2 separate regions of the Homo sapiens genome follow, and region 2 is linked to region 1. Evidence: read pairs that join two places in POLR2A ChIA-PET (ENCODE). Cell type or tissue: B cell. All regions are shown on one strand. Each heading gives the region's core, and the rest is flanking DNA. Links, peaks and the distances in the headings are about the cores only.

Region 1 (15,608 bases), core at 1,218-9,217:
CAGGCAGTGACCTCTGTATAGTAAGTCCAAGGGTCAAGTCCCAGGCCTCATCTGCTTAAACCACTCAGCATCTGATCTAACCTCACTCTCTGTCATATCCTTGCTTCCCTTGGCTTCCAAGGTGCTACACCCTCTGGAGCGTCTCTGGGAGTTCCTTGTCAGTCTCCATAGATGTTTGCTTTCCCTCTCCCTGATTTCTTTCTTTCTTTTCTAAACAGTCTCACTATGTTGCCCAGTCCAATCTCAAATTCCTAGGCTCAACTGATCCTCCCACCCCAGCCTCCCAAAATGCTGATATTACAGGCGTGAGCCACTACACCCAGCTTTCTTTCCTTTCTTTCTTTCTTTCTTTCTTTCTTTCTTTCTTTCTTTCTTTCTTTCTTTCTTTTTCTTTCTTTCTTTCTTTCACCCAGCTTTCTTTCCTTTCTTTCTCTTTCTTTCTTTCTGTCTGTCTGTCTTTCTTTTCTTTTCTTTTCTTTTTTAGATGGAGTTTTGCTCTTGTTGCCCAGGCTGGAGTGCAATGGCGCGATCTTGGCTCACTGCAACCTCTGCCTCCCGGGTTCAAGCGACCCTCCTGCCTCAGCCTCCTGAGTAGCTGGGACCACAGGCATGCACCACCACACCCAGCTAATTTTGTATTTTTAGTAGAGACGGGGTTTCTCCATGTTGGTCAGGCTGGTCTCGAACTCCCGACGTCAGGTGATCTGCCCGCCTTGGCCTCCTAAAGTGCTGGCATTACAGGCGTGAGCCACCGTGCCCAGCCCCTCCTCTTTTTTTTTTAAGACAAGATCTCGCCAGGTGCGGTGGCTCATGCCTGTAATCCCAGCACTTTGGGAGGCCGAGGCAGGTGGATCACCTGAGGTCGGGAGTTCGAGACCAGCCTGACCAATATGGAGAAACCCTGTCTCTACTAAAAATACAAAATTGGCCAGGCATGTTGGCACATGTCTGTAATCCCAGCTACTAGGGAGGCCGAGGCAGGAGAATCACTTGAACCCGGGAGGCGGAGGTTGCGGTGAGCTGAGATCGTGCCATTGCACTCCAGCCTGGGCAACAAGAGCGAAATTCCATCTCAAAAAAAAAAAAAAAAAAAAAAAAAAGACAAGATCTCACTCTTCACCCAGGCTGTGGTACACTGGTGCAATGACAAATCACTGCAGCCTTGAACTTCCAGGCTCCAGCGATCCTCCTGCAAATGCAGGCCCGTGCCACCACACCCAGCCTCTCTGGCCTCTTAAAGACACACTACCCCAGACCTCAGGACTTGGACCTCCTCTCTGTCTACATGCTCAAGTCACCCCTTGGGAATTCTTGGGAAGTTCATCCAGATTGAGAAGTTAAAAGACCATAAATCTGCTAACAATTCCCAAGTATATCTCTCCAGTCCAGCACTCTCCCCTCCACCCTAGACTCACATCCAACATCTCCATCATATCTCCACCTGGGTGTCCCACACCACACCTCTCCTTTAACAGATCCAAACTGTACTCCTGGTCTTTCTTAGTACTAGCCTCAGTGTGCTCCTTTTGAGGGACCAGCAACTCCATCCTCAGGTCAAAAATCCCCAGATCCATCCTGGACAACCCTCTTTCCATCATACCCAATATCCAGTCCTCAAAGCTCCTCCTTCAAAATATATTCAGAATCCAAATATATATATACCTCCAAAACCCTTTGGTCCTGAGCATCCTCATCTCTTACCTGGATAATCACAGTAGCCAGTTTGTTGATCTCCCTGCTCCTAAACCTGCCTTCATATATTCTACTGTTTGTTGTTGTTGGCCTTGTTTTTGAAACAGAATCTTGCTCTGTTGCCCAAGCTGGAGTGCAGTGGTGTGATCATGGCTCATTGCAGCTTCAGTCTCCTGGGCTCAAGCGATCCTCCCGCCTTGGCTTCCCCGAGTGCTGGGATTACAGGTGTGAGCCACCCAATGCTTGGCCATACTCTACTGTTAATGCAGCAGTTCAGCACAGTCAATTCACGTTTCTCCCTGCTCACAGCCCTCACAGAATAAAAGCCAAAGTCTTATAAAGCCCTCTAAAAAGTGTCCTCCCCTTACCTCTCTGGCCTTCTCTCTTACTCTCCTCTTCACTAACTCAATTGCGTAGACACTGGCTTCCTCACTGTTTCTACCACAAGCTAGGCATGGTCCCACCTTGGGGCATTTTTGCTGTCTGTTCCCTCTTCCAGATGGCCTCATAGCTTGTTCCCTTACCTCCTTTAGCCTTTTCACCCTTTCCAGCCCACCCCTTTTTTTTTTTTTTTTTAGGCGGAGTTTTGCTCTTTCGCCCAGGCTGGAGTGAAGTGGCGCGAACTCGGCTTACTGCAACCTTAAGCAATTCTCCTGCCTCAGTCTCCTGAGTAGCTGGGATTATAGGCGCCTACCACCACACCCGGCTAATTTTTGAATTTTTAGTAGAGACAGAGTTTCGCCATATTGGCCAGGCTGGCCTCGAACTCCTGACCTCAGGTGATCAGCCCACCTCAGCCTCCCAAAGTGCTAGGATTATGCACCCAGCCAAGCCCACCCCCATTTAAAAATGCAGCTGTAGGCCGGCCTCGGTGGCTCACGCCTGTAATCCCAGCACTTTGGGAGGCCGAGGAGGGCGGATCACGAGGTCAGAAGATGGAGACCATCCTGGCTAACACGGTGAAACCCCGTCTCTACTAAAAATACAAAAAAAATTAGCCGGGCATGGTGGCGGGTGCCTGTAGTCCCAGTTACTAGGGAGGCTGAGGCAGGAGAATGGCGTGAACACGGGAGGCGGAGCTTGCAGTGAGCCGAGATCGTGCCACTGCACTCCAGCCTGGGAGACAGAGCAAGACTCCGTCTCAAAATAAATAAATAAATAAAATAAAATAAAATAATAAAAATGCAGCTGTAGCACATTGTCCTCCTGGCAACTGTAGCACTTACTGCTTTCTAATTTACTAGGTATTTTACTTAATTTGCTTAAATATGTCTCTCCCGGCTGGGCGCGGTGGCTCACACCTGTAATCCCAGCACTTTGGGAGGCCGAGGCGGGCAGATCACGAGGTCAGGAGATCGAGACCATCCTGGCTAACACGGTGAAACCTCGTCTCTACTAAAAATACAAAAAATTAGCCGGGCGTGGTTGTGGGCGCCTGTAGTCCCTCCCAGCTACTAGGGAGGCTGAGGCAGGAGAATGGTGTGAACCCGGGAGGCGGAGCTTGCAGTGAGCCGAGATTGCGCCACTGCACTCCAGCCTGGGCAACAGAGCGAGACTCCGTCTCAAAAAAAAAAAAAAATCTCTCCCCACTGGAATGTAAGCTCCATAAGTGCAGGGACTGTTGTTCAGTTTTGTTCACGGCTGAAGCCCAAGCAGCTAAGATAATGTCTGACATAGGGTGGGGCACGGTGGCTCACGCCTGTAATCCCAGCACTTTGGGAGACTGAGGCGGATGGATCACCTGAGGTCGGGAGTTCGATACCAGCCTGGCCAACATAGTGAAACCCCGTCTCTACTAAAAATACAAAAATTAGCCGGGCGTGGTGGAGGGGACCTGTAATCCCAGCTACTCAGGAGGCTGAGGCAGGAGAATCGCTTGAACCAGGGAGGCGGAGGTGGCAGTGAGCCGAGATCGTGCCATTGCACTCCAGCCTGGGCAACAAGAGAGAAACTCCGTATCAAAATACATAAATAAATAAAGTCTGAAATAGAAGGCACTAATAAATAGTTGTTGCATGAATAAATCACGTCAGCTTCATCCATATCCTAAAACATCCTTTACTCTTCCCAACCCCTCTAAGTGGCTCACTCCACCCTTTTCTCCTGCCCCAACAACAAAAACATTTACTAGCACTCACATAGTTAAGCACTATGTGCCACTTAGCTATGTGCTAAGTGTTTTCACATACTGACTCGTTAAATCCTCAATACATAATAACCCCATACTAGAATAAGTCCCATTTCAGAGATGAGAAAACTGAGGCACAGAAAGATCACAAGCTAGTAAACGGGGGATGTGAAATTCGCACCCAGACAGTGAACCTCCGGAATTTGCTGTGAACAGTCAGCAAAGCCCCGCCCCAAGCCCTTAACCCCTCCTGGTCGCCGGTCACGCCCCCATCCCCCGGTCAGTTTCAGCCTCTCTTTGGACCCAAGGCAGATTCCTAACCCCGCCCCCGCAGTTCGACCCCGCCCCACACCCCGGGCCCGCCCACCTTCCTGCAGGCTGAGGCTCCTGGCGGCGGGTGAGTCCTCGCGCAGCTCCCGAACGAAGATTCCCTCTTTGCCGCCGCCCGCTACGTTGATGCCGCTGACCCCGGTCTGCGCCTCCGTCTCCACGATAATTTCCACCAACTCCGCCCGCCTCAGCTCCTGCAGAGGGCGGCGAGGTGTCGCGTTGGGGCTCTAGGGCCGGACCTCGCCCAGAGCCCGCCATTGCGCTCAACAGTGGCTCATATACATATATATGTTTATATATATTTAGAGACGGGGGTGGGGGACGGTCTCGCCACACTGCCCAGGCTGGTCTCGAACTCCTCCTGGGCCCAAGGGATCCTCCCGCCTCGGCCTCCCAAAGTGCTGGGATTACAGGCGTGAGCCACCGCGCCCGGCCAAAAGCGGCTGTTCAGCGGGCCTTCAGGGCACACGCCCCTCGGCGCTGCCCTCGCAGGACGTCGGGGCACACCCACTCCGGCGTCTCCCCTTTAAGCAAGCCTGAGGGCAGCTGGCTTTCTAGGACCCGCGGAACGGTTAAACAGCTCCGCGGGCCGGCTGGCCTCTCCGAGGCCCTGGAGCGGCAGCCGAAAGGGGTTAGGGGAGGAGACGGGGTTGTAAGGGGAGGGACTGCGTCGGAGTGGGCTGGAGATAACTTGAGTTGTGATTGAGAGGCGGGACCAGGATCGTGGGGGCGTGGTCAGGTCGGGAGGGCGGGGCTGGGGGGGGTTGGTGCGGGTAGGAGGGGTAAGACAACACAGGCCTGAGAGGAAGAGCCAAATGGGGTATAGAAGGGTGCAAAAGATAGGAGAGGAATGTGGCCAGAGTTTATGGGAGGTTATTTGGAGCTGGGGCGGAGACCCTTATTATTTTTTTGTTGGGGGAGACAGGGTCTCTCACTCTGTCCCCAGGCTTGAGTGCAGTGGTGTGATCATGGCTCACTGCAGCCTCCACCTCCTTAAACTCAAGCAGACCTTCCGCTCCGGTCTCCCAAGTAGTTGGGAACATAGGCACGCGCCACCACGCCCAGCTAATTTTTAATTTTTTTTTTAAGAGACAGGGGTATCACTGTGTTGCCCAGGCTGGTCTCAAACTCCTGGCCTCAAGAGATCCTCCTGTCTCAGCCTCCCAAAGCACTGGGATTACAGGCATGAGCCACTGCATCTGGCCCGGAGACCCATATTCTACAAACTGAATTTAACTATGGGGGAGGGGCTTTAATTACAGCAGAACAAGAGAATAGTTGAGGATGGGATTCTGAGGAAGGGGCTGGCTGGACCTTCAAGCCCTCTGGGATTGGGGGGACAGGGAGTGGGATTTGCCTCCCTGCAGGCTTGAATGTGTGTGAGAATGTGCTCTATTGTAAATTCAATGACCCGAAGACCTGTGAAACGCCCACAGGAGAGGGAATCCAGTGAAGGGGGTCTGCGTGGGTAATGAATGGGACTGGGAGACATGGCATTCCCGGTATTTACTGTAAATGATGCAGATTGGACCTGGCCCAGAAGCCACTATGGGATTCACAATAGGGCTTCCCAGAAGAGGCAGTGACAAACCTGGATCCTGTCTAGGAATCCAATCTGCTGTGTGTCTTAGGAAGAATCTTGCCCTCTCTGGACCCACTTCCCTGCTGCAAAATAGGGTAACATAGGCATACTGGAAGGAGGTTGCAGTAGGGATCTGAGAGGACACTGTCATGGCCAACGCACTGGGGCCAGCACGGACTGGAATTGAGCCCAGGACTTGGAGGGAGAGCAGGTCTAGGCCAGATGCCCCACAGCAGTGGCCCCAAGGGACTAGGGGGCTGAGCAGGGCAGTCTGGGTAAGGAGAGTTGTGGCTGGGACTGTAGGGAACAGCATGACCACCAGTACCGCCCTTTGGCTCAGCAGGCCCTGGGCTCAGCATTTTATGTGCAGAATCTCTTTTTTTTTTTTTTTTTTTTTTTTTTTTTTGAGGCGGAGTCTCGCTCTGTCACCCAGGCTGGGAGTGCAGTGGCACAATCTTGGCTCACTGCAACCTCCACCTCCCGGGTCAAGCGATTCTCCTGCCTCAGCCTCCCGAGTAGCTGGGATTACAGGTGCACGCCACCACGCCCAGCTAATTTTTGTATTCTTAGTAGAGATAGAGTTTCACCATGTTGGCCAGGATGGTCTCGATCTCTTGACTTCATGATCCACCCGCCTCAGCTTCCCAGAGTGCTGAGATGACAGGCATGAGCCACCGCGCCCGGCCTCTTTTTTTTTTTTAAGAGTCGGAGTCAGGCCAGGCGCGGTAGCTCACACCTATAATCCCAGCACTTTGGGAGGCCAAGGCGGGAGGATCACCTGAGGTCAGGAGTTCAAGACCAGCCTGGCCAACATGGCGAAACTCCATCTCTACTAAAAGTCCTAAAATTAGCCAGGCGTGGTGGTGGGCGCCTGTAATCCCAGCTACTCGGGAGACTGAGGCAGGAGAATTGCTTGAACCTGGGAGGCGGAGGTTGCAGTGAGCTGAGATCGCACCACTGCACTCCAGCCTGGGTGACAAGACCAAGAATCCGTCTCAAAAAAAAAAAAAAAAAGAGTCGGAGTCTTGTTTTGCCCAGGCTGGTCTCCAGCTCCTGGGCTCAAGGGATCCTCTGGCCTCAGCCTCCCAGAGTGTTGGGATTACAGGTGTGAGCCATCGAATGCAGTCTGCAGGATCTCATTTCATCCTCTCCCTATAGCCTTGGGCAGTCACAGAGGAGGACACTAAGGCCCAGAGAGGTAAAGTGACTTGCCTAATGCCCTGTAGCAAGTTAAGCGGCTGGGCCTCAACCTTAGGTCTGTGACCCCAGAACTCATAGGCCATCCTGTGGGCAGAGAACTCCTGGCGCTGTACCCACTGCCTCTCGCCCCCAGTAGCAGCTTGGCCCCTGTAACAGTAGACCCGCTCTGTGCCTGGTATACAGTAAGACATGGTCAATGCCAATCCACCATCTCAGTAACAGTGACAGCAGCTGTCATTCAAAGAGGCTTCCTCAGCACCAGACTCTGTGCAAATGGCTCAAGCGGGAGTTCTCAGAGGTGGAGATCATTACCTCCATTTCTTTTTTTTTTTTTTTTTTTTGAGACAGAGTCTCACTGTGACCCTCAGGCTGGCATGCAATGGTGTGATCTCGGCTCACTGCCACCTCCGCTTCCTGGGTTCAAGCAATTCTTCTGCCTCAGCCTCCCGAGTAGCTGGGACTACAGGTGTGCACCATCATGCCCGGCTAATTTTTGTATTTTTAGCAGAGATGGGGTTTCACCGTATTGGCCAGGCTGGTCCCGAACTCCTAACCTCAAGTGATCCGCCCGCCTTGGCCTCCCGAAGTGCTGGGATTATAGGTGTGAGCCACTGCGCCCAGCCCCATTACCTCCATTTCAGTGGGAAACTGAGGCTGAAAGAGGTGAGATCATCTGCCCAGGGCCACACAGCTGAAGTGGTAGGGTTGGGATTTGAGCCATGGGTCCAAGCCCATGTCCTTAACTCCTACATTATATGCCCTTGTGTGTGTGTGTGTGTGTGTGTGTGTGTGTGTGTGTGTGTTTAGACAGGGTCTTTTTTTTTTTTTCTTTGTTTTTCTCATTTATTCTTTCCACACAGGAGACTTAATGAGACAGGATCTTGCTCTTTCACCCAGGCTGGCGTGCAGTGGTTCAATCATATCTCACTGCAACCTCAACCTCCTGGGTTCAGGTGATCCTCCCACCTCAGCCTCCTGAGTAGCTGGGACTACAGGAATGCACCACCAAACCCGGCTCATTTTTTTTTCCGGTAGAGACAGGGTCTTCCTATGTTGCCCAGGCTTGTCTCAAACTCCTAGGCTTTAGCGATCCTCCTGCCTCGGCCTCCCAAAGTGCTGGAATTCCAGGCCTGCGCCACTGCACCTGGCATATGCTGCCTCTTCTGATGAAGGGTTTCTGCCGGATTTTCTTCAGCTCCTTATTAATTTAGCTCCTTTGTGCGCCAGTGATTTCACTGCCTTGAGTCTTAGCCTGTGCCAGATGCTGCACTAAGGACATTACATATGTTAATTTTCTTCTCCTCACAGTGACCCATAAAATAGACCCTGTTATTATTTCCATTTCACAGATGGAGAGAATGAGGCACAGAGAGGCCAGAAAGTGTCTCCTTGCTGCCCTAGTCTGTGCCTCCCCATTGCCCTCAAGTGCGCCTTGCAGGACACGTGGGCACTCACCTCGGCACTCCGGCTCCTGGCCTCCATGGCGTTGCTGGGAGGCACCTGCACCCCAGGCTCCTGTGTCCTCTCCCCTTTCTGCTGCAGAACCAGCTTCAGTTCTGCATGGAGCAGCTGCCTCTGAGCCTGTGGGAGGACAGCAGTGGAGGCTTGAGGCCAGTAGGGGACGAGAGGTGGAGGCCATGCTTACAGGGAGAAAGCAGGGTGGGTATTAGAAGGGGAGAAGGGCCCCCACCCCAGCTGTCCTCTCACCGCTGCCTGGGTGCAGGCACTTCCTCCTAACAGGAGCCCAGCCCGAGGTGCCGCACAGCTGTCTGCAGGGCTCACGCCCTTCCGTGGGGTTCTTGCTGCCTGCCAGGGAAAGGCCAGGATGTGAAGCTCCAGGCAGGCGAGGAAGGGGTGGGGAGGGGCATATGGCACCAGCCTGCGCTCACCTGAGGGTCACCTCCAGCTCCTTGGGCCTCCTGGGTCCGGCGCTCTAAGAAGAATAATGTGAGCAGTGTTATTGGCTAACAGCCACCGATGACTTCCTGAGTGCCTGACCCTGCTGCGTTCTGCTGATACCCTATCCCCGTCGTGCAGGTGGGAAACTGAGCCTCAGAAGACCTTTACCCAGGATGACTCAGCTGGACAACACACGGTAAAGCCAAAACTGACTCCGAGGCCTGTCTGGCAGCAGAGCCCCCGTGCCAAAGATCTTGGCCAACTGAGGGGGCCAAATTCACTAAAAAATAATTGCTATTTGAGACAGGGTCTAGCTCTATTGCCCAGGCTGGAGTGCAGTGGTGCAATCACGGCACACTGCTGCCTCGGTCTCTGGGCTCAGGCGATCCTCCCACCTTGGCCTCCCGAGTAGCTGGGACCACAGGTGCATGCCACAACACCCGGCTACGTTTTTGTTGTTGTTGGTGGTGTGTGTGTGTGTGTGTGTGTGTGTGTGTGAGAGAGAGAGTTTTGCTCTGTCACCTAGGCTGGAGTGCAATGGCGCGATCTTGGCTCACTGCAGCCTCCAACTCCTGGGTTCAAGTGATTCTCCCGCCTCAGCCTCCCGAGTAGTTGGGACTACAGGCACGCACCTTGGGACTACAGGTACGCACCGCCATACCCGGCTATTTCTTGTATTTTTAGTAGAGACGGAGTTTCACCATGCTGGCCAGGCTGGTCTTGAACTCCTGACTGCAAGTGATCAGCCCACCTTGGCCTCCCAAAGTGCTGGAATTACAGGCATGAGCCTCCACACCTGGCAACACCAGGTTAATTTTTTAAATTAATTTGTAGAGATGGAGTCTCCCTAGGTTGCCCAAACTGAGCTCCAACTCCTGGGCTCATGCTATCCTCCTGCCTCAGCCTCTTGATGCTATAAAATAATTATAGCCACTCCCATGTACTCCCAGTGAGCAAATCACAGCTCCTCTCTGTGCTTCAGTTATGTTGTCTATAAAATGTGGAGAATAAGAGCTTTTACCTCGCAGGGCTGTTCCGAGGCTCAAATGAGTTAATAAGTGTAAAGTGCCAGGCACCTGGCAGGTGCTTTATAAATACTTGCTATTATTATTATTATTATTATTATTATTATTATTATTTTGAGACAGAGTCTCGCTCTGTTGTCCAAGCTGGAGTGAAGTGGTGCGAATTCGGCTTACTACAACCTCTGCCTCCTGGGTTCAAGTGATTCTCCTGCCTCAGCCTCCCAAGTAGCTGGGATTACAGGTGCCCACCACCACGCCTGGCTACTTTTTGTATTTTTAGTAGAGATGGGGTTTCACCATGTTGGCAGGCTGGTCTGGAACTCCTGACCTCAGGTGATCCACCTGCCTCAGCCTCCCAAAGTGCTGGGATTACAGGCATGAGCCACTGCACCTGTCAGGCCATTATTATTACTAAGAACTTCCTATGGCCCTGACCTTGTGTCGAGCGCCCCACATGCTCCACTGCACATGGCCCTCAGCACAGCCTTGTGCAATCAGCTACTACTGAGCCCATTACAGAGGAGACACCTGAGGCTGGGGGAAGGGATGTCACTAGCCCAGGTCACAAATGGTCGAGCCAGGACTTGAATTTGTCTGAAGGCTCCAGCCCTTTATCTGGGTAGTAATAATACCTGATGGGTACTGAGTGATTAGTATTTGCTGGCCCCCGTGCTAAGACCTTCACCTTCTACTTCACCTCGGAAAACCCCATTTCCTGAGAGGCCAAAAGAACTTGCTCAAGGCCTCATAGCACAGCCAGAAGGAGGCAAAGCTGAAATTCACATGCAGCCACCCGCCAGGCCCATCTGGGGAAATGGAGATGAATACTCTCTCCCCCAACCCCCGACTCTGGGCTTGTCCTCACAGCCCCCACCTGGCATGCCAACCCGCCAACCCCTATTGCACAGGGAAAGGTCAGGCCTCACGCGGCACATTCCCTCACACAATGGCCCGTCTGCTGTGCTCAGTTGCATTCCGCCCCTGCCCACCCACCCTGGCCACACAATGGCCTTTCATAGCCCATCAGTGGCCAGGAGAGAGGACATGGGGACCCCTTAACACTCCCACAGCACCCACGCCCCCCACAGTGTAAGAGGGCTTCTCTCTGCATCTCCTAGGGGGTCCTGGTCTCTGTGGCCTTCCCTGGGATCCCCTGTGAGCCCCCTACACCTTCCAGGCTGTGCCAGGACTTGAACTTGTCTAAAAACTCCAGCACGGGCTGGGCGCGTGGCTTAGGCCTGTAATCCCAACACTTTAGGAGGCCGAGGTGGGTGGATCACGAGGTCAGGGGTTCGAGACCAGTCTGGCCAATATGGTGAAACCCCGTTTCTACTAAAAATACTAAAATTAGCCAGGCGTGGCAGCGCGCGCCTGTAATCCCAGCTACTCGGGAGGCTGAGGCAGGAGAATCGCTTCAGCCTGGGAAGCGGAGGTTGTGGTGAGCTGAGAATGCACCACTGCACTCCAGCCTGTGCGATAGAGCGAGACTCCATCTCAAAAAAATAAAAATAAAAATAAAAAAAGCTCCAGCGCTTTAGCTGGACAATCATAATAACAACTGATGGGTATTGAGTGGTTAGTATTAATATTAGCTGGTCCCTGCACTAAGACCTTGTCTGCCATGTCTGGGGCATTTCCTCTGAATTGGGCCCTGTGCTAGCACCCACAGGCCTCAAAATCACCCTAGATGTTGTGGCTGTTATGGGGTGGAAACTGAGGCTCACAGAGGGGTCACCCAGCCAGAAAGGGGCAGAGCTAGGACCCGTGCCTGCCCTTCACCCCTGCTTCACCTTAATTTGCATTGGTGGCTCTGCGCACTGGGGCAGGAGCTGGGTTGGGCAGGAGGGGGCCAACGGTGCTAGAAACACACCCAGGCCAGGTGCCGGGCCTGGACCGGGCAGGCGCTTTACATACTTGACCTTGTGGGACCCCATTTAACTGATGAGTCAATGAGAGTTAAGAGACCGGTGATCACAGTGACAGAGTCGAGACTTGAGCCCAGGTGTGAAAGCGAACTCAGTTCCCTTACCCAGGACTGATACACAGCACAGAGTCCTGAGCTGGGGACACGAGAAGCCTGAACCTTGTAGGTGGTAGTAGAGGGGGTCTCCTGGGTCATCAGCTCTCTGTCCCAGGCCCGTGGCTGTGAGGGTCATGCCCGGAGCCTGGCACAGGAAGTTCAGGCGGGGCAGGGACAAGAGAGAGTGCCCTCCTTCTTCGTCCCTGCCTGGACAGGCACCCAGCCCAGGTTATATTTAGCCCAACTGTGCTCTTCCTGAGCCACGTACCCAGCCCCTGGGGTAAGGTGGGGGCAGCTTCGGAAGGAAACCCACAGAGAGGACTCTGTGTTCCCAGCTCTGCCTATCCCACTAGGCAGGGGAAAGAGGGGTGGGGAGGCTCCTGGGGAGGGTCCCTGCCTTGTGTTAGAGGCAGATCCACTGGGACCAGGCAGACACTCCAGATGCCAGCAGCCTATTTCTTGGGTAGTTACTGTGGCATGACCCTGGCATATGCCAGAACTTTCAGAATCCCCAGGGTCCCCATTTCTTGAGCACCTACTGTGTGCTAAGATCCTTCCTGTCTTGGCTCCTTAAATCTTTGTAACATCTCCCTGGAGTGGGTACAACTGAGATATCCATTTCAGATGCGACTTATGCCCTTCAGAGCAGCTGGGAGCGAGGGGTTGTCATTCGGAGGCTGCTGAGGGATCGGCTGAGGGCATTGCCCTTCTGGCCCTCTTTCCCTGGTGACTGCCACCAACTTCACTTGGGAACCCTGCCTGCTCAGAGCCTCAGCTTTCCCCCGCCACCAGCGTGATCTCTCATAGCAATGGGGGTCAGGGGTTGGGCTGACTCATCCAGACCTCTAAACATTATCTGAGGCCACCTAGGGGGTCAGGGGGAGTTAAGGCAGTGGCCTCTGGCTGCCTCGGTTAGTCCCTGCTCCAGCACTTCCCAGGTGTGAGGACTTGGGCAAGATCCTTCATCTCTGGGGCCTCAGTTTCTCCATCTGTAAAATGGAGCCAATAAGAAAGGCTTTGAAGATTTGTGAGAGAACAGCAGGTGCTTAGAATATCCCTCCTGTATAGTAAATGCTTGATTAATATAAACTCGTCTCTGACAGCAACAGGGAGAGTATGGAGGGAGGGAGCTGTGCTTCTCACAGTGTTGCACATCCAACCTTTGCTCCTCAGTGGCCCCCACTTTCTCTGCTACCAAAGGGGAGCTTTGGCTGAGAGACAAAACCCAGCTCAGGCACCAGCCTCCCAACAGGATCCATGCTGCCTCCCTAGCACCCTACTCCAGGGACCCACCCCAGGCCTCCTGCCCCAGCTCTGGTGTTTGTTAGTTTGTTTTTTGGAGACAGGGTCTCCCTCTGTCACTGAGACTGGAGTGCAGAGGTGTGATCACGGCTCACTGCAGCCCCAACCTCCTGGGCCCAACCCAATCTCCCATCTCAGCCTCCAGAGTAGCTGGAACCACAGGCATGCACCACCATGCCCAGCTAATTAAAAAAAATTTTTTTTTGTTTTGTAGAGATGGGGGCCTCTCTATGTGGCCCAGGCTGGTCTCGAACTCCTGGGCTTAAGCAGTCCTGCCGCCTCAGCCTCCCAAAGTGCTGGGATTATAGGCATGAGCCACCATGCCTGGCTGCCCTAGCTCTTTAAAAGCAGCAACTCATTTACTCGGCACCAGCCCTGTGAGGTGGCCTCCAGACATCAGCCCATTTTAGAGATGGGGAAACAGAGGCACAAAGGATGAAGTATCTTGCCCAAGGCTGCACAGCCAGAAAGGAGAGGAAAGGGGATTTGAACCACCAGCTCCAAAGTCTATACCTTTAACACCTACACCACACGGCTTCCTGAGCCCCCAGGCCCCCTCCCAGCACCTCCCGGGACCCTGAACCTCATTCCCACAGTGTCTCAGCCTGGCCAGGGAAGGGACCGGCCGGCTGATCTCTTACCGCTGAGCCTCCAGACACCTCGAGAGCTCCTGGTCCCGTCTGTCAGCCCTAGCCCTAGGCTGGGGGGGAAAAGGAATGGGGAGGGGGGAGGAGAGAGAGACCCCAGCCATTGGCTGCGGGGGTGTGACGTCACCAGAGGGTGGGTGGTGGAGAAACAAACATCCCCCTCCTCCAGCTACATCTATCCCCAAGGGGTGGGGGCCACGGGACAGCCACCAGCCGCCTCTCTCTTGCCTGGGCCGAGATCTCTGCCATGAGCTCAGCTTCAAGGATTTGCACGTTGGCTTCCTCGACTTGGAGAATCAGGACCCCACCCCAGCCCCACTGTTTCCTGGCTCCAGGACCCGGGCCTGGCCAACTGCCTCTACTGTAAACTCCTTTCACTCCCTCTCCCTGTCAACTTGGGTTCAAATCGCAGCGCGACCACTTCCTCGCTGGGTGACCTGCTGCCAGTCACAGCTTCTCTTTGCGGATAGTAAGAGTACCCACCTTATGGGGCTGTGGTGAAGATTAAACGAGTTAAAAGAGACTGAAAATGTAAGACAATGCCGGGCACATAATGAGGGTTACTAATAAGTATTTGGTATTATTTTTCACACAAATTAGGTGGCTGGCTCATCTTGCTGGGGGGTTTTGGCCCCTTTTCAGTAAGGCTGGGCACAGGGGACCCCCAGTTCTCTGTCTAATGGAGTTACTGTTTAGGGGGACACCTATCACATACTAAGTACCATGCTCAGTGCTGAAGCCCTGCTTTTGAATCAAGGGTGTAAAATGGGCTCCTTATGCTCCCCACCCTTTTTTTTGAGACAAGGTCTCACTCTGTTGCCCAGGCTGGAGTGCAGTGGTGTGATCATGGCTCACTGCAGCCTCCACCTCCTGGGCTCAAGCAATCCTCCCGACTGAGCCCCCTCAAATAGCTGGGACCACAGGTATGCATCATCATGCCCAGCTAATTTTTGTATTTTTTGTAATGGCAAAGTTTCACCATGTTGCCCAGGCTGGTCTCGAACTCCTGGGCTCAAGCGATCTTCCCACTTCGGCCTCCCAAAGTTCTGGGATTACAGGCGTGAGCCACCGCGTCCAGCTATGCCCAATTTATAGCTATGTGGCCAGGAGGTGGTGAAGCTGAGGTCCAACCCCTGTTCTCCTGGACCACAAAAACCCTGCTACACTCTTCTGCCCCTTCCACTTTGCAGACCAGAAGGCTCAGAGAAGGTAAGTGACTCTCCCAATATCACCATAGCAGGTCATTGGCAGGGGTCCAGAGTTGAACCCAGACCTGCCCGACTCCCAAGCCAAAGCTACCAGGCCTCACCCCCAACCCCTGGACCCTGGTCCAGCCCCCAGCCTGCCCTGACTCACCAGACCCCGGGGGGCGGCACAGGGAGCACAGGTACCCCCACATGCCACTTGAACCCACCCGGCTGCTGCCTCGGAAGCTCGTCGCTCTCTGAACCCAGGCCCCAGGCCTGGGCTGGGCTGAGGCTGGGGGATTACCCCCAAAGCGCATGTCAGCAGCTTCTGCCCCATTGTCCAGCCAGGCACAGACACCAAGCCCTGGCCTCTGTCGGCACCCTCGCCCCTCACACCAGCCTGGGTGGCCCCTCTGCAGACCTGTCCCCCATCTCACACCAGAGGGTTGGGGCCTACTTCAGAGGGCGTGGGGGACCAGGCCAGGATGGCAGGATCCCGGAATGCTGGGGGCCTCCCTCCCTTCTCTCTGAAATGCCCCCTGCCCACTCTCAGCCACCGGGGAAGGCAGGAATGTGCTGAGCTCTGGGAAATGCCT
Region 2 (15,608 bases), core at 2,465-10,464, 240 kb before region 1:
CAGCAATTTGGGAAGCCAAGGTGGGAGGATTGCTTGAGCCCAGGAGTTCAAGATCAGCCTGGGCAACACAATGAGACCCCATTTCCACAAAAAAAGAAATTTAAAAATTGACAGGATATGGTGGTGCACGCCTAGAGTCCCAGCTATTTGGAAGGCTGAGGCGGGAGGATCACTTTGAGCCTGGGAGTTTGAGGCTGCAGTAAAGTCGTGATCACACCACTGCACTCCAGCCTGGGCTACAGAGATCGATCCTGTCTCATTTAAAAAAGAAAGAAAGAAAAAAAAAAAGGCTGGGCGTGGTGGCTCATGCCTGTAATCCCAGCACTTTGGGAGGCCGAGACGGGTGGATCACGAGGTCAGGAGTTTGAGACCAGCCTGGCCAACATAGTGAAACTCCATCTCTACTAAAAATACAAAAGTTGGCCAGGCATGGTGGCGCACCTGTAGTCCCAGCTACTCGGGAGGCTGAGGCAGGAGAATTGCTTGAACCTGGGAGGCGGAGGTTGCAGTGAGCCGAGATCACGCCATTGTACTCCAGCCTGGGCAACAGAGCGAGACGCCATCTCAAAAAAGAAAGAAAGAAATCACCTTGTATATCTTAAGTATATACAATTTTTATTTTTAAGTTATGCTTTAATAAAGCTGGGAGGAAAAAAGATGTTCAAATGCAGCCCCAGCCAATTCTTATTCAACTTTGGCCAAGTTTAGGATGATCTGAGTTTCCGCTGAATAGCAGAGCAGAAGCTATGGCGTGTTGTGGCTACAAGTGAGCGCGCTGGTGTCAAGCTGCTTGGTGAGATAGCTGCTGGCTGTTTGGCCTTGGGAAAGAGATTGAGCTCACCAGGCCTGAATTCTTTTCCTACAGAAGAATGATGTTGACAACAGTGCCTCATTCATTGCATGGAGGATTAACTGAGGCAGTGAATGTTCAGTCCAGAGTACAGAGCTGGAGATTTTAGACAGAACTGAAATATTAGGTGGGCTGGGGGCAGTGGCTCACACCTGCAATCCCAGCACGTTGGGAAGCAGAGATGGATCACTTGAGCCCAGGAGTTCGAGACCAGTCTGAGCAACATAGTAAGACCCCATCTCTACAAAAAATCAAATTAAATTAAAAATCAGCTAGGTGTGTGTGGGTGGGGGGAGCACACCTGTAGTCTCAGCTACCTGGGAGGCTGAGGTAGAAAGATCGTTTGAGCCCAGGAGTTGAAGACTACAGTGAGCTATGATTGCACCACTGCACTCCAGCCTGGAAGACAGAACAAGACCCTGTATCTAAAAATAAAACTTTTTGCTGGGTGCGGTGGCTCATGCCTGTAATCCCAGCACTTTGGGAGGCCGAGACAGCAGATCACCTGAGGTCAGATGTTCAAGACCAGCCTGACCAACATGGAGAAACCCCATCTCCATTAAAAATACAAAATAAGCTGGGCATGGTGGCGCATGCCTGTAATCCCAGCTACTCGGGAGGCTGAGGCAGGAGAATCACTTGAACCCAGGAGGCGGAGGTTGCAGTGAGCCGAGATCGTGCCATTGCACTCCAGCCTGAGCAATAAGACTAGAACTCTGTCTCAAAGAAAAAAAAAATTTTTTTTTAAATAATAAATAATTGAAATGTTAGCTGTTAGAGTTCTATTCTTTGAAATGTGGTAAATGGCACTTAACTCACAGTGTTGGGGTTTTTTGTTGGTTTTTTTTTTAGACAGGGTCTCGCTCGCTCTGTCACCCAGGCTGGAGTACACTGGTGCAGTATCAGCTCACTGAAACCTCCACCTCCCAGGTTTAAGGGATTCTTGTGCCTCGGCCTCCCAAGTAGCTGGGATTACAGGCCTGAGCCACCATGCCCAGTTGATTTTTGTATTTTCTGTAGAGACGGGGTCTTGCCATGTTGCCCAGGCTGGCCTCAAATTCCTGGGCTCAAATGATCCCCTAGCCTCAGCCTCCTGAAGTGCCAGGATTACAGGCGTGAGCCACCGCGCCCAGCTCATAGTATTGTTTTAAGGTTAAAAAGGTGTAATAGGGCCAGGCATGGTGGCACACGCCTGTAATCCCAGCACTTTCGGAGGCCAAGGCAGGCGGATCACCTGATGTCAGGAGTTTAAGACCAGTCAACATGGCGAAACCTCGTCTCCACTAAAAACACAAAAATTAGCCAGGTGTGATGGCAGGTGCCTGTAATCCCAGGTACTCAGGAGGCTGAGGCATGAGAATCGCTTGAACCCAGGAGGCGGAGGTTGCAGTGAGCCAAGATCGCGCCACTGCACTCCAGCCTGGGTGACACAGCAAGACTCTGTCTCAAAAAAAAAAAAAAAAGAAAAGAAAAGAAGAGAAGCAGAAGGGGAAGGGAAAGGGAGAGGGAAAGGGAAAGGGAGAGGGAAAGGGAAAGGGAAGGAAAGGAAAGGAGTAATAGGTTCGGTGACTCCAGTGATCTGGCATAAAGCAAGCCTTTGCCTGGGAAGTCCCTCACTTAATGCCCCTGATTGCCTCCTTTAGCTATTCCGGGGCAGATCCGTCTTCCCAAAATGCACCTCACTAAGCAGCTAGTGCTGCCAGTTCTTGTGTGTCACTCAGAGAATAGGGTTTTCCCCAAAGGAAAGACCACTGATTATGTCAAGAGAGCTACAAGCCACTAAGCAACAATGCCTTTCATCTCCCTGACTTTGGCTATGAGTTGCTGGGAAAGCCAGTGTAACATTCCCAGGCCTGGGGTTGTACCACCTGGGAAGGAGCTGGTCTATGGAGCAGAGTGCTGGCCTTGAGCTTCTTAGTAACAAATGCCACTCAAAGGACATACAAGACAAGGTCAGCCCTCTGGTTTTTCAGACAACTGCCCAGGCCCGCTGGTTGTAGTCCTACGTCCCCAGTGACTTTTACAAAGAGTGCAGCTGCAAAGCCGTGCCACTCTGCAGGGCCACATCTCCACAGTGAAGCCCAGATCACACTCTGGGGCCATGGCTCAGTCTGCTCATTTGGGAGAAACCCAGGACTCCCAGGGATCTAGCAGTAACATGGACCACAGTGCCTGTGAGGGCCCAGCATGGTGGCTCATGCCTATAATCCCAGCACTTTGGGAGGCTCAGGCAGAATTGCTTGAGCCTAGGAGGTTGAGGCTGCAGTGAGCTAGAACGGTGACACTGAACTCCAGCCTGGGCGACAGAGCAATACTCTGTCTTAAAAAAAATTTTTTAAATAAATTGCTGATAACACAATTCTCACCTGAAATGCTCTCTCTTTGTAGATTAGTGTATAGCCTGAATTTTACCATTAGGAAAAAGAGGAGAGGTGGCATTGAAGCATTTGTTACTAAGCAGAATGAACTGCATGTGCAAAGATTCAGAGGCGACATGTGTAGCAGATTTAAGAAACTCCCATAAATTCAGTATGACAAGCATGTCACTGTTCTATAATTTTTTATTTTTATTGGCAAATAAAAATTGTATATATTTTACTTGTTAAATTGAGATATAATTCACGTACTATAAAACTCGTCGTTTTGTTTGTTTTTTGTTTGGTAGGTTTTTTTGTTGTTGTTTTTGAGACGGAGTCCGGCTCTGTCACCCAGCTGGAGTGCAATGGCGTGATCTCAGCTCACTGCAACTTCTGCCTCCCGGGTTCAGGCGATTCTCCTGCCTCAGCCTCCTGAGTAGCTGGGACTACAGGCGTGCACCACCAGGCCCGGCTAATTTTTGGATTTTTGGTAGAGACAGGGTTTCTCCATGTTGGTCAGGCTGATCTTGAGCTCCTGACCTCAAGTTATTCTCCTGCCTTGGCCTCCCAAAAGTGCTAGGATTACAGGCGTGAGCCACCGTGCCCGGCCAAAATTTGCCGTTTTGAAGTCTACAACTCAGTGGGTTTTCATGTATTCACAATGTTGGGTGACCATCACCACTAACTCAAGCACATTTTCACCACCCTGAAGAGAAACTCTGTACCCATCAGCAGCCACTTCCTGCTTTCCCTTTCCCCCAGCCCCTGGCAACCAATAACCTACTTTATATCTCTATGGATTTGCCTCTCTGAACATTTTATACAACTGGAAGGATACATTTGTCGTGTGTGTGTGTGTGTGTGTGTGTGTGTGTGTGTGTGTGTGTGTGTGTCTGTGTGAGAGAGGGGAGAGGGGAGAGGGAAGGGGGGAGGGGGAGGGGGGAGGGGGGAGAGAGAGAGATGGTCTTGCTATGTTGCCCAGGCTGGTCTCAAGAGTTCAGGCCTCAAACGATCCTCCCACTTCAGCCACCTGAGTCGCCGGGATTACAGGCCCATGCCACCAAGCCCGGCTAATTTTTAAAAAATTTTTTAGAGATATGGTCTCACTACAACATTTATCCTTTAATGTCTGGTTTCATTCGAGGTTCATTCAGATGGCCAAGGCTGCTGTCACTGGGGACCTTCCTGAAGGGACAGCAAATATCATGACCAATAATGCAATCTGCCATACCTTGGCATGACAATACTGTTTCCAGATATTGTCACTATTTCTTCTCCATACTATTTTTTTTTTTTGAGACAGGGTCTTGTTCTATTGTCCAGGCTGAAGTGCAGTGGTACAATCTTGGTTCATTGCAGCCTCAGCCTTCTGGACTCAAGCGATCCTCCCACCTCAGCCTCCTGAGTAGCTGGGACTATAGGTGTGCACCACAAAACCCGGCTAATTTTTCTAGTGTTTTGTTGTTATTGTTGTTTGTAGAGATGGGGTTTTTGCCATGTTGCCCAGGCTACTCTTAGACTCCTGTGCTCAAGCCATCCTCCTGCCTCAGCTACCCAAAGTGCTGGGATTACAGAAGTGAGCCACTGCACCTGGCCTATCCATAGTCTTTGTTGTTTTTTAACCCTGTCCCTTTGAGGTTTATGCTATTGAGCTGTACTGCTTCCACTTCCCCTTAGCAAGCCTCCTAGACAGATCTGTTTTGGGGCTTTTTTTTTCTTTTTTTTTTTTTTTTTTTCTTTGACAGAGTCTTGCTCTGTTGCCACCCTGGAATGCAGTGGCATGATCTTGGTTCACTTCAACCTCCGCCTCCCGGGTTCAAGTGATTCTCCTGCCTCAGCCTTCCAAGTAGCTGGGACTATAGGTGCACACCACCATGCCCAGCTTATTTTTGTATTTTTAGTAGAGACGGGGTTTCACCATGTTGGCCAGGCTGGTCTTGAACTCCCGACCTCGTGATCCACCTGCCTCAGCCTCCCAAAGTGCATGCTGGGATTACAGGCTGAGTCACCGCACCCGGCCTTTTTTTTTTTTTTTTTTTCTTAGAGACAAGGTCTTGCTTGATTGCCCAGGCTGGAGTGCAGTGGTGTAATTACGGCTCACTGCAGGCTTGAACTCCTGGGCTCAAGCAGTTCTCCCATCTCAGCCCCACAAGTGGCTGGGACTACTGGTGCGCACCACCACACCAGGCTAACTTTATAAATTATTATTATTATTATTATTGTAGAGACTAGGTCTCACCTTTTTTTTTTTCCCCCCCAGAAACAAGATCTTGCTCTGTTGTCCAAGCTGTAGAGTTGTGGTGCCATGATAGCTCACTGCAGCCTCAATCTCCTGCGCTCAAGTGATCCTCCCTCCTTGGCCTCCTGAGTAGCTGGAACTAAAGGCACATGCCACCACACCTGGCTAATTTTTATGTTTTGTAGGGATGAAGTCTCGCATGTTGCCCAGGCTGGTCTCAAACTTGAACTCCCAGCCTCAAACAATCCCCTCTCCCCACCAAAGCCTCCCAAAGTGCTGAGATTTCAGGTGTGAGCCAACGCGCTGGGCCAGGTCCTCTTCTCCCTTGCTCTCCACGGTCTACTTGGAAATCTGAGAGTCGGCTGCGTGCAATGGCTCATGCCTGCAATCCCAGCACTTTGGGAGGCCAAGGTGGGCAGATCACCTGAGGTCAGGAGTTCGAGACCGGTCTGGCCAACATGGCGAAACCCCGTGTCTACTAAAAATACAAAAATTCGCCGGGCATGGTGGGTGAGCACCTGTAGTCCCAGCTGCTTGGGAGGCTGAGGCAGGAGAATTGCTTGAACCCGGGAGTCAGAGGTTGCCGTGAGCTGAGATCACGCCATTGTACTCCAGCCTGGGTGACAGAGCAAGACTTGGTCTCAAAAAAAAAAAAAAAAAAGAAAAGAAAAAAAGAAAAGAAAACAAACAAAAAAAAGAAATCCGAGAGTCATCCTTCACTCCTCCCTCTTCCTTACTCCCATAGCAGACCTCTTGGAATATCCTGGAAGTTCTAAGCCTGTCACTTCTCAGTCCCCACAGAAGTCACACTCTCCCAAGCCACCATCATCTCTGGCTTGAATTACTGCTGCAGGAGCCTTCCAAGTCTGGCTCCTACAATTAATTCATGATCCACCCAACAAGCACAGAACGTCAAGTCACTCCTCTCTTAAAATCCCCCATAGCTTCCCGTTTTCCCTTAGGAAGAGTCTAAAACCCTTAACTTTTTCTAGAAGGTTCCTCCAGGAGGTCTCTACTTGCTGTCTCAGCCTCGGACTCTCTGTGCTTCTTCAGCGTCCTGTGCTGGCACTCAATTACTTTAGGGGTTTCATGACACGGTTCTCTCCCTCCCACTCCTTTTCATCCTTAGGGTCTTAGCTTGCTCCCCGAGGCCTCCCCACCCAGTAGTTCTCAGTCCCCGTGTGCCCACAGCGCCCTCTACTGCCCCTTCCCAAACACGCAGCATGGGTGTGTTTGCCCAGCGCCTCTCTGCACACCCAGACTTCAAGCTGCAAGATGGCAAGCACTGCCTCCTCCACTGCTAAGTACCTGGCAAAGCAATTGTAGTCAGTAAATTTTTTTTCCCATTTTTTTTAATTTTTTTTTTTTTTTTTTAGGTAAAGAAAGGCATTTATTAGGTCTGGGCATGGTGGCTCATACCTGTAATCCCAGCACTTTGGGAGGCCAAGGCCAGTGGATCACTTGAGGTCAGGTGTTCAAGACCAGCCTGGCCAACATGGTGAAACCCCATCTCCACTAAAAATACAAAAATTAGCTAGGGGTGGTGGTGCATGGCTGTAATCCTAGCTTCTCTGGAGGCTGAGGAGGGAGAATCGCGTGAACCCAGGAGGCAGAGGCTGTAGTGAGCCGAGATCGCGCCACTGCATTCCAGCCTGGGCGATGGAGGGAGACTCTATCTCAAAAAAAGAAAAAAGAAAAGAAAGGCATTTATTAGAGAAGGCATGAAAATACGTTGCAAGAGTGCAACAGGCAGCACTGCAGAGAAGGGGCTGTCTCCTCTCAGTAAATATTTTTTTCAATTAAAGAATGAGTTTATCATACAAGAAGCCTGGAGAAAAGAAATGGTAAAGGTTGTGAAAGTTGTCAGAGTCAAAATGGAGTCACCAGGCCTGGCACGGTGGCTCAAGCCTGTAATCCCTACACTCTGGGATGCCGAGGAGGGCATATTGAGTTCAGGAGTTCGAGACCAGCCTGGGCAACATAGTAAAAGCCTGTCTCTACTAAAAATACAATTAGCCTAGTGTGGTGGTGCGTGCCTGTAATCCCAGTTTCTCAGGAGGCTGAGGTGGGAGAATCACCTGAGCCTGGGAGGTTGAGGCTGCAGTGAGCTGAGATCATACTGCTGCACATTCCAGCTTGGGAGACAGAGCAAGACCCTGTCTCAAAAAAGAATGGAACTGAAAAAAATAAATAAATAAACCCTGACACGGGAGTTCAAGAACACCCTGGACAACATAGCAAGACCCTGTCCCCCTCCCCCCCAAAAGAAGATGAAGAAAATTAGTTGGATGTGGTAGCACACACCTGTAGTCTCAGTTCAAGGCTGCAGTGAGCTATGATCTGGCCCCTGCACTCCAGCCTGGGTGACAGAGCAAGACTCTGTTTATAAAAAAAAAATTATAAAAATTTTTAAAAAAGAAAACCCTGACAGATAGAGATGGGGAAGGCCATGAAGAGAAGATTCTCAGGGTTGGGTGCCTGATCACAAAAACTATTACAAAAGACTCCAACTCTGCAAAACCCACAACCTTGCATACACCAAAAATACTTCTGCAAGAACATCTTCCCAGCAATTGCCTATCCAACTTCAAACTGGCATCATACCCGTTACTGATCTTTGTAGCCAAGAATAATTATCTCAAAACAATTATGTACTGCTCCTCATTTTTTGTTTAAAAACCTTTGACAGGCCGGGAGTGGTGGCTAAAGCCTGTAATCCCAGCACTTTGGGAGGCCAAGGCGGGCAGATCACTGAGGTTGGGAGTTCAAGACCAGCCTGACCAACATGGAGAAACCCCGCCTCTACTAAAAATACAAAATTAGCCGGGTGTGGTGGCGCATGCCTGTAATCCCAGCTACTCGGGAGGCTGAGGCAGGAGAATCGCTTGAACGTGGGAGGCAGGGGCTGCAGTGAGCTGAGATCGCGCCACTGCAGACTCCAGCCTGGGCCACAAGAGCAAAACTCCGTCTCAAAAAACAAAACAAAACAAAACAAAAAAAGCTTTGTCTCCCTTTGCCTCCCGGAATATACACAGAGTTTACTGTGACAACTGCATTCCTATTGCAATGCTCTGTTCCTGAGTAAATACCTTTTTCTTTTAGAAAAGCTCTGTTATTTAGGTTCACATGATTAATAGATGCAATGGTTAATGATTACTAGATAATTAATATTAATGGATGATTAATAATTGAGTAATAGATGTCATGGATAATAATTATGAATTATGATTAAATTAGCTTCCTGAATGTATTAGTCTACTTGGGTTGCTGTAACAAAATACCTTTGACTGGATAATTTATAAATAATAGAAATTTGGCTGGATCTGGTAGTGTATGCCTGTAATCCCAGCACTTTCGGAGGCCAAAGCAGAAGGATTGCTTGAGGCTGGGAGTTCGAGACCAGCCTGGGCAACATAGCAAGACTCCATCTCTACAAATAAAACATTTTTTAACACTTTGGAAGGCCGAGGCAGGCAGATCACGAGGTGAGGGACCGAGACCATCATGGCCAACATGGTGAAACCCCGTCTCTACTACAAATACAAAAAAAATTAGCTGGGCGTGGTGGTGCATGCCTGTCATCCCAGCTACTTGGGAGGCTGAGGCAGGAGAATCGCTTAAACCCGGGAGACAGAAGTTGCAGTGGGCCGAGATTGCGCCACTGCACTCCAGCCTGACGACAGAGCAAGACTCCACTCTCAAAAAAAAAAAAAAAAAAAAAAAATTAAATTAGCCAGCCATGGTGGCATGAGCCTGTGGTCCCAGCTACTGGGGAGGCTGAGGCAGGAAGATCACCTGAACCCAGAAGATTGAGGCTACAGTGAGCCGTGATCATACCAGCACACTCTAGCCTGGGTGACAAAGTGAGACCCTGTCTCAATAAAAATAAAAAAAAATCATAGAGCCTGGTGTGGTGGCTCACGCTTGTAATCTCAGCACTTTGGGAGACCGAGGCGGGTGGAACACTTGAGGCCAGGAGTTCGATATCAGCCTGGCAAACATGGTGAAACTTCATCTCTACCAAAAAACAAAATATATATATATATATATACACACACACACACACACAAAGTAGCCAGGCGTGGTGGCATGCACCTGTAGTCCCAGCTACTTGGAAGGCTGAGGCATGAGAACCCTTTGAACCCAGGAGGGAGAGGTTGCAGTGAGCCGAGACTGCGCCACTGTGCTCCAGCCTGTGTGGCAGTGAGACCGTCAAAAAAAAAAAAAAAAAGCAAAAAATAAAAAGACTAGGAATTTATTGCTTACAGTTCTGGAGACTGGGAAATCCAAGATCAAGGTGCCCGCAGATTTGGGATCTAATGAACACCCATTCCCTGTAAATGGCACTTTCTATGTATCTTCACCTGGCGAAAGAAAACGACAGCTCTCTGGAGCCCCTTTCTAAGGGCATTATTCCCATTCACGAGGGCAGAGCCCTCATGACACCATCACCTTCTAACACCATCACCTTCTAATACCATCACCTTGGTTCTCTGGTTTCAACAGGGGAATTTTGGAGGGTCACAAATATTCAGGCCATACCACTGGCTTATAAAGAGAAGCAGAACAGGGCTGGAAGCCCAGACACCCACGCCCACCCCTGAATTACCATTAGTTCTCAACTCACCTGACATCATTCCCTTTCAGTGTTTCCTATGTTTTTTTTTTTTTTTTAAAGACAGGGTCTCGCCATATGGCCCAGGCTGGTCTTGAACTCCTGGGCTCAAGTGATCCTCCTGTGTCCCGAATTGGTGGGTTCCTGGTCTCACTGACTTCAAGAATGAAACTGCGGACCCTCGCGGTGAGTGTTACAGCTCTTAAGGTGGCGCGTCTGGAGTTTGTTCCTTCTGATGTTCGGATGTGTTCGGAGTTTTTTCCTTCTGGTGGGTTCGTGGTGTCGCTGGCTCAGAAGTGAAGCTGCAGACCTTGGTGGTGAGTGTTACAGCTCTTAAGGCGGCGCATCTGGAGTTGTTTGTTCCTCCCAGTGGGCTCGTGGTCTCACTGGCTTCAGGAGTGAAGCTACAGACCTTCGCGGTGAGTATCACAGCTCATAAAAGCAGTGTGGACCCAAAGAATGACCAGTAGCAAGATTTATTGCAAAGAGCAAAAGAACAAAGCCGCCACGTCGTGGAAAGGGACCCCAGCCAGCTGCCACTGCTAGTTCGGGCAGCCTGCTTTTATTCTCTTATCTGGCCCCACCCATGTCCTGCTGATTGGTAGAGCCAAGTGGTCTGTTTTGACAGGGCACTGATTGGTGCGTTTACAATCCCTGAGCTAGACACAAAGGTTCTCCACGTCCCCATCAGATTAGTTAGATACAGAGTATCCACACAAAGTTCTCCAACGCCCCACCAGAGTAGCTAGATACAGAGTGTTGATTGGTGCATTCACAAACCCTGAGCTAGACACAGGGTGCTGATTGGTGTATTTACAAACCTTGAGCTAGACACAGAGTGCCCATTGGTGTATTTACAATCCCTGAGCTAGACATAAAGGTTCACATCCCCACCAGCCTCAGGAGCCCAACTGGCTTCACCCAGTGGATCCCGCACTGGGGCTGCAGGTGGAGCTGCCTGCCAGTCCCGCGCCATGCACTCGCACTCCTCAGCCCTTGGGTGGTCGATGGGACTAGGCACCGTGGAGCAGGGGGCGGCGCTCATCCGGGAGGCTCGGGCCGCACAGGAGCCCACCGAGGGGGTGGGAGGCTCAGGCACGGCGGGCCGCAGGTCCCGAGCCCTGCCCCGCGGGAAGGCAGCTAAGGCCCGGCGAGAAATCGAGCACAGCGCCGGTGGGCTGGCACTGCTGGGGGACCCAGTACACCCTCCGCAGCCGCTGGCCCAGGCGCTAAGCCCCTCATTGCCCGGGGCCGGCAGGGCCTGCCGGCTGCTCCAAGTGCGGGGCCCGCCAAGCCCACGCCCACCCGGAACTCCAGCTGGCCCGCAAGCGCCGCGCGCAGCCCGGGTTCCCGCTCTCGCCTCGCCCTCCACACTTCCCTGCAAGCTGAGGGAGCCGGCTCCCGCCTTGGCCAGCCCAGAAAGGGGCTCCCACAGTGCGGCGGTGGGCTGAAGGGCTCCTCAAGTGCCGCCAGAGTGGGAGCCCAGGCAGAGGAGGCGCGGAGAGCGAGCGAGGGCTGTGAGAACTGCCAGCACGCTGTTACCTCTCACTCCTGCCTTGGCCTCCCTAAGTGCTGTGATTACAGGCATGAGCCACCACACCTGGCCCCTTCTATGCCTCTAGACCTCATGAAATGCCCTTCCGTGCTATGCCTGTTGAAAGAAAGCCAGTTTCTCGCTTGAGAGAGTGTGTCCCTTCCTCTGCCCTCCCTAACTCCTGTTGTCTCGCCTCTCCCACAGTCCTCCTGGGTGCATCCCCGAGTCCTTTCCTTTTACCCACCCTGAGACTCCCACAGCTCTCTCAGTGGAGTCCTCCGCAGAAGTCTGGAGCCTCACCAGGATGTTGCCTGTCCCCGAGCTCATTTCTGAGTAGAAGGATTTGAAACCCTCAGAAATGACACCCTGAAAAAAGAAACAGAATGCTGCACCCGTGAGACACATCCCAGGCCTGGGCTTGTTAGGTCTGTCTGCCAAACCAGGCTGTGCTTTGGGTGTGAGGTGGACAGCTTTGCAAAGCCCACTCCCCCGTGTCAAATCGTAGTTCCTCCCTCTGGGCTAAAAAGGGAGTGGTCTGAAATTAAGGCACTGGAGGCTGTGTTTGTCTGCGCAGGCTGCCATAGCAAAGTGCCACAGACTGGGTGGCTTAAACAACAGAAATTTATTTTCTTACAATGCTGAAGGCTTGGAAGTCTAAGATCAAGGTGTTGGCAGGTTTGATTTCTTCTGAGGCCTCTCTCCCTGGCTTGCAGTCCGCCGCCTACTCACTGTGTCCTCACATGTTCTGTTATCTATGCATACACATCCCTTCTGTCTCTCTGTGTCTAAATTTCCTCTTCTTGGCCAGGCATGGTGGCTCAGGCCTGTAATCCCAGCATTTTGGGAGGCAGCATTTGGGAGGACCACTTGAGGCCAGGAGTTCAAGACCAGCCTGGGCAACATAGTGAGACCCTGTCTATACTAAAAATACAAAAATTAGCCAGTTGTGGTGGCACATGCCTGTAGTCCCAGCTACTCAGGAGGCCGAGGCACGAGAATTGCTTGAACACAGGAGGTGGAGGTCACAGTGAGCCGAGATTGCGCCACTGCACTCCAGCCTGGGCGACAGAGTGAGACTCTGACTCAAAATTAATTAATTAATTAAAGACATCAGTCAGTTTGGAATTGGACCCAGCCTCATGACCCTATTTTAACTTTATCACGTCTTTAACAGCCCTATTTCTAAATACAGTCACATTCTGCGGTACTGGGGGTTAGGGCTTCCACATATGAATTTGGGGGAGGGGGAACATAAGTCAGCCATAACAGAGACAGTCCTTGGTTTTAGGATATTACCAATCCTTCAGGGTTCTCTGAATAAGAGCAATAACCAGTGGAAGAATAAGTAAATAAGTGTCATGTCTGAAAGCTAGAGACAGGATACAATTAATTTTTAAATGAATAGGTACAGGCTGGGTGTGGTGGCTCACACCTGTAAGCCTAGCAGTTTGGGAGGCCGAGGCCAGGAGGATCACTTGAGCTCAGGAGTTTGATACCAGCCTGGGCAACACAGTGAGACCTTGTCTCTATAAAGAAAAAAATTTTTTTGACCAGGCACAGTGGCTCCTGCCTGTAATCCTAGCACTTTGTGAGGCCAAGGCAGGCGGATCACCTGGGGTCAGGAGTTCGAGACCAGCCTGGCCAACATGGCAAAACCCCGTCTCTACTAAAAATACAAAAATTAGCCAGGCGTGGTGGCACAGGCCTGTAATCCCAGCTACTCAGGAGGCTGAGGCAAGAGAATCACTTGAACCAGGGAGGCAGAGGTTGCAGTGAGCCAAAGTTGCAGTGAGCCGAGGTCGCGCCATTGCACTCCAGCCTGGGCAACAGAATGAGACTCTATCTCAAAAAAATTTTTTTTAATTAAAAAAAAAAGAATACATATGAATAATTGTATGTCAGCTAGCTTTTTCTTTCTTTCTTTCAGATGGAGTTTCACTCTTGTTGCCCAGGCTGGAGTGCAATGGCGTAACCTCAGCTCACTGCAACCTCTGCCTCCTGGGTTCAAGTGATTCTCCTGCCTCAGCCTCCGGAGTAGCTGGGATTAAAGGCACCCACCACCACACCCAGCTAATTTTTTGTATTTTTAGTAGAGACAGAGTTTCCCCATGTTGGCCAGGCTGGTCTCGAACTCCTGACCTCAGGTGATCCACCTGCTTCGGTCTCCTAAAGTGCTGGGATTACAGGCGCGAGCCACCACACCCAACCAACTAGCTTTTTAACTCAATGAAAGAGAGCAGAGGAGGCCTGGGGTCCACACATCTGGGTCCTTCGCCTGGTTGTGCCACTGTTAAAGGAGAGACAGTACGATTTAAAGAGACTGGAAGATAAATAAAAAGGAAGGTTCCAAATTGCAGGAATTAGTATCTCCAAACAGCCTCAATCCTTTTGGAACTGGGAAGCAGGCCTGAAGGACTGAATGATAAAATTAGTAGTAACTCAGTATAAAGCAGAATATTTCTTTCCAACTCTGAGGACTGTGGTGCACATTTGATGGAAAGATGGGAAGAAAATCAAATGCACTAAACTTGTTCCAGGGGCAAGCACAGCAAAGTATCTGCCAAGAAGGGGGGATCCCAAAGAGAAAATTTATCAGCCTCAGTTTTGCGTGGGGTTAGCCTTGTTCACAAGGAATCCCAGGTATCCTGCCAATAGCATGGGATACATTGTTATGGGACAGATAATGCTAAGTACATAGTATCAGCATGAAGATCTAGAGAATATCTTCATACATTACATGGCAGGTTTGATTGTGAAATTTTTATTTTGTTTCGTTTTATTTTATTTTATTACTTTGAGACAGGGTCTCACTCTGTCGCCCAGGCTGGTGTGCAGTGGCGCAATCACAGCTCATTGCATTCTCCACCTCCCAAGTTCAAGTGATTCGCCTGCCTCAGCCTCCTGAGCAGCTGGGACAACAGTCGTGCGCCACCACGCCTGGCTAATTTTTTGTATTTTTTGTAAAGACAGTGTTTCATCATGTTACCCAGGCTGCTCTCAAACTCCTGGGCTCAAACAATCCACCCACCTTGGTCTCCTAAAGTGCTGGGATTACTGGTGTGAGCCATCACACCCTGCTGATTATGAAGTTTAAAAAGTTAAGTCCTGGCCGGGCGCAGTGGCTCATGCCTGTAATCCTAGCACTTTGGGAGGCCAAGGCAGGTGGATCACTTGAGGTCAGGAGTTTGAGACCAGCCTGACCAACATGGTGAAACGCCATCTCTACTAAAAACACACAAAAAATTAGCCAGGAGTGGTGGTGTGCACCTGTAGTCCCAGCTACTCGGGAGGCTGAGGCAGGAGAATCGCTTGAATCCAGGAGGTGGAGGTCGCAGCGAGCCAAGATTGCGCCACTGTACTCCAGCCTGGGTGATAGAGCAAGATTCCGTCTCAAAAAAAAAAAAAAAAAAAAAAAAAAAAAGTTAAGCCCTCTGTATCACGTGAGTTTGTATGCTTGGGTAGAGGTACAGCTCTCCATTGTTCCTGGGCACACAGTAAGACTAAATGAAGGGAGTTTTGACTGGGAAGCGTGTGTTTTCCATTGACATGTTCCCAGGCATGTGTGGACATGGCTGGCGTGGGCCTCAGGAGTAAGGCAAGGGGAATTCAGGATTTCCTCTCTCCATGACACATGACAGCTTAGGTCACGTTCAAGTTCCTTTGTTATATGCTCTCATACAATTGCATTCCTCTCCTTCTGTCTTAGTCCATTCAGGCTCCTTATAGCAAAATGCCATAAACTGGATGGCTTATAAACAACAAATATTGGCTGGGTACTGTAGCTCATGCCTCTAATTCCAACACTTTGGGAGGCCGAGGTGGGTGGATCACAAGGTCAGGAGTTTGAGACCAGCTTGACAAACATGGTGAAACCCTGCCTCTACTGAAAATACAAAAAATTAGCTGGGCATGGTGGCGCATGCTTGTAATCCCAGCTACTCAGGAGGCTGACACAGGAGAATCGCTTGAACCCAGGAGCTGGAGGTTGCAGGGAGCTGAGATCACACCCTTGC

Evidence for each region. ChIA-PET counts read pairs that join two places held together with the same protein. Peaks named below come from ENCODE experiments on the same cell type or tissue, not always from the same donor. Only the 100,000 strongest peaks of a DNase experiment are listed, where the experiment ranks them.
Region 2: POLR2A ChIA-PET joins it to region 1 with 14 read pairs; 2 of 35 experiments call an interaction of 5 or more read pairs at or near these places.

What each region holds. Positions count from the first base shown.
Region 1 is chr19:40,399,519-40,415,126 of GRCh38, forward strand. PRX (periaxin) reads right to left here and starts at 13,860. Exons shown (of 7, transcript NM_181882.3): 1 at 13,820-13,860; 2 at 8,822-8,865; 3 at 8,640-8,738; 4 at 8,388-8,513; 5 at 4,188-4,344. The coding sequence starts at 8,414. RefSeq lists silencers at 4,002-4,171, 5,082-5,131 and enhancers at 4,212-4,431, 8,612-8,741, 9,968-10,561, 10,480-10,649, 10,562-11,153 and 1 more. In B cell, for the core only: no CTCF peak of the experiment used is centred there; DNase peaks (open chromatin) are centred at 4,143 and 4,813; H3K4me3 peaks cover 1,119 bases; H3K27ac peaks cover 378 bases.
Region 2 is chr19:40,159,097-40,174,704 of GRCh38, forward strand. No RefSeq gene overlaps it. Among named protein-coding and RNA genes, the nearest start is that of MAP3K10, 25 kb to the right of the region's middle. In B cell, for the core only: CTCF peaks have their summits at 6,627 (motif pointing left) and 6,827; DNase peaks (open chromatin) are centred at 4,015, 4,185, 4,785 and 6,645; H3K27ac peaks cover 630 bases.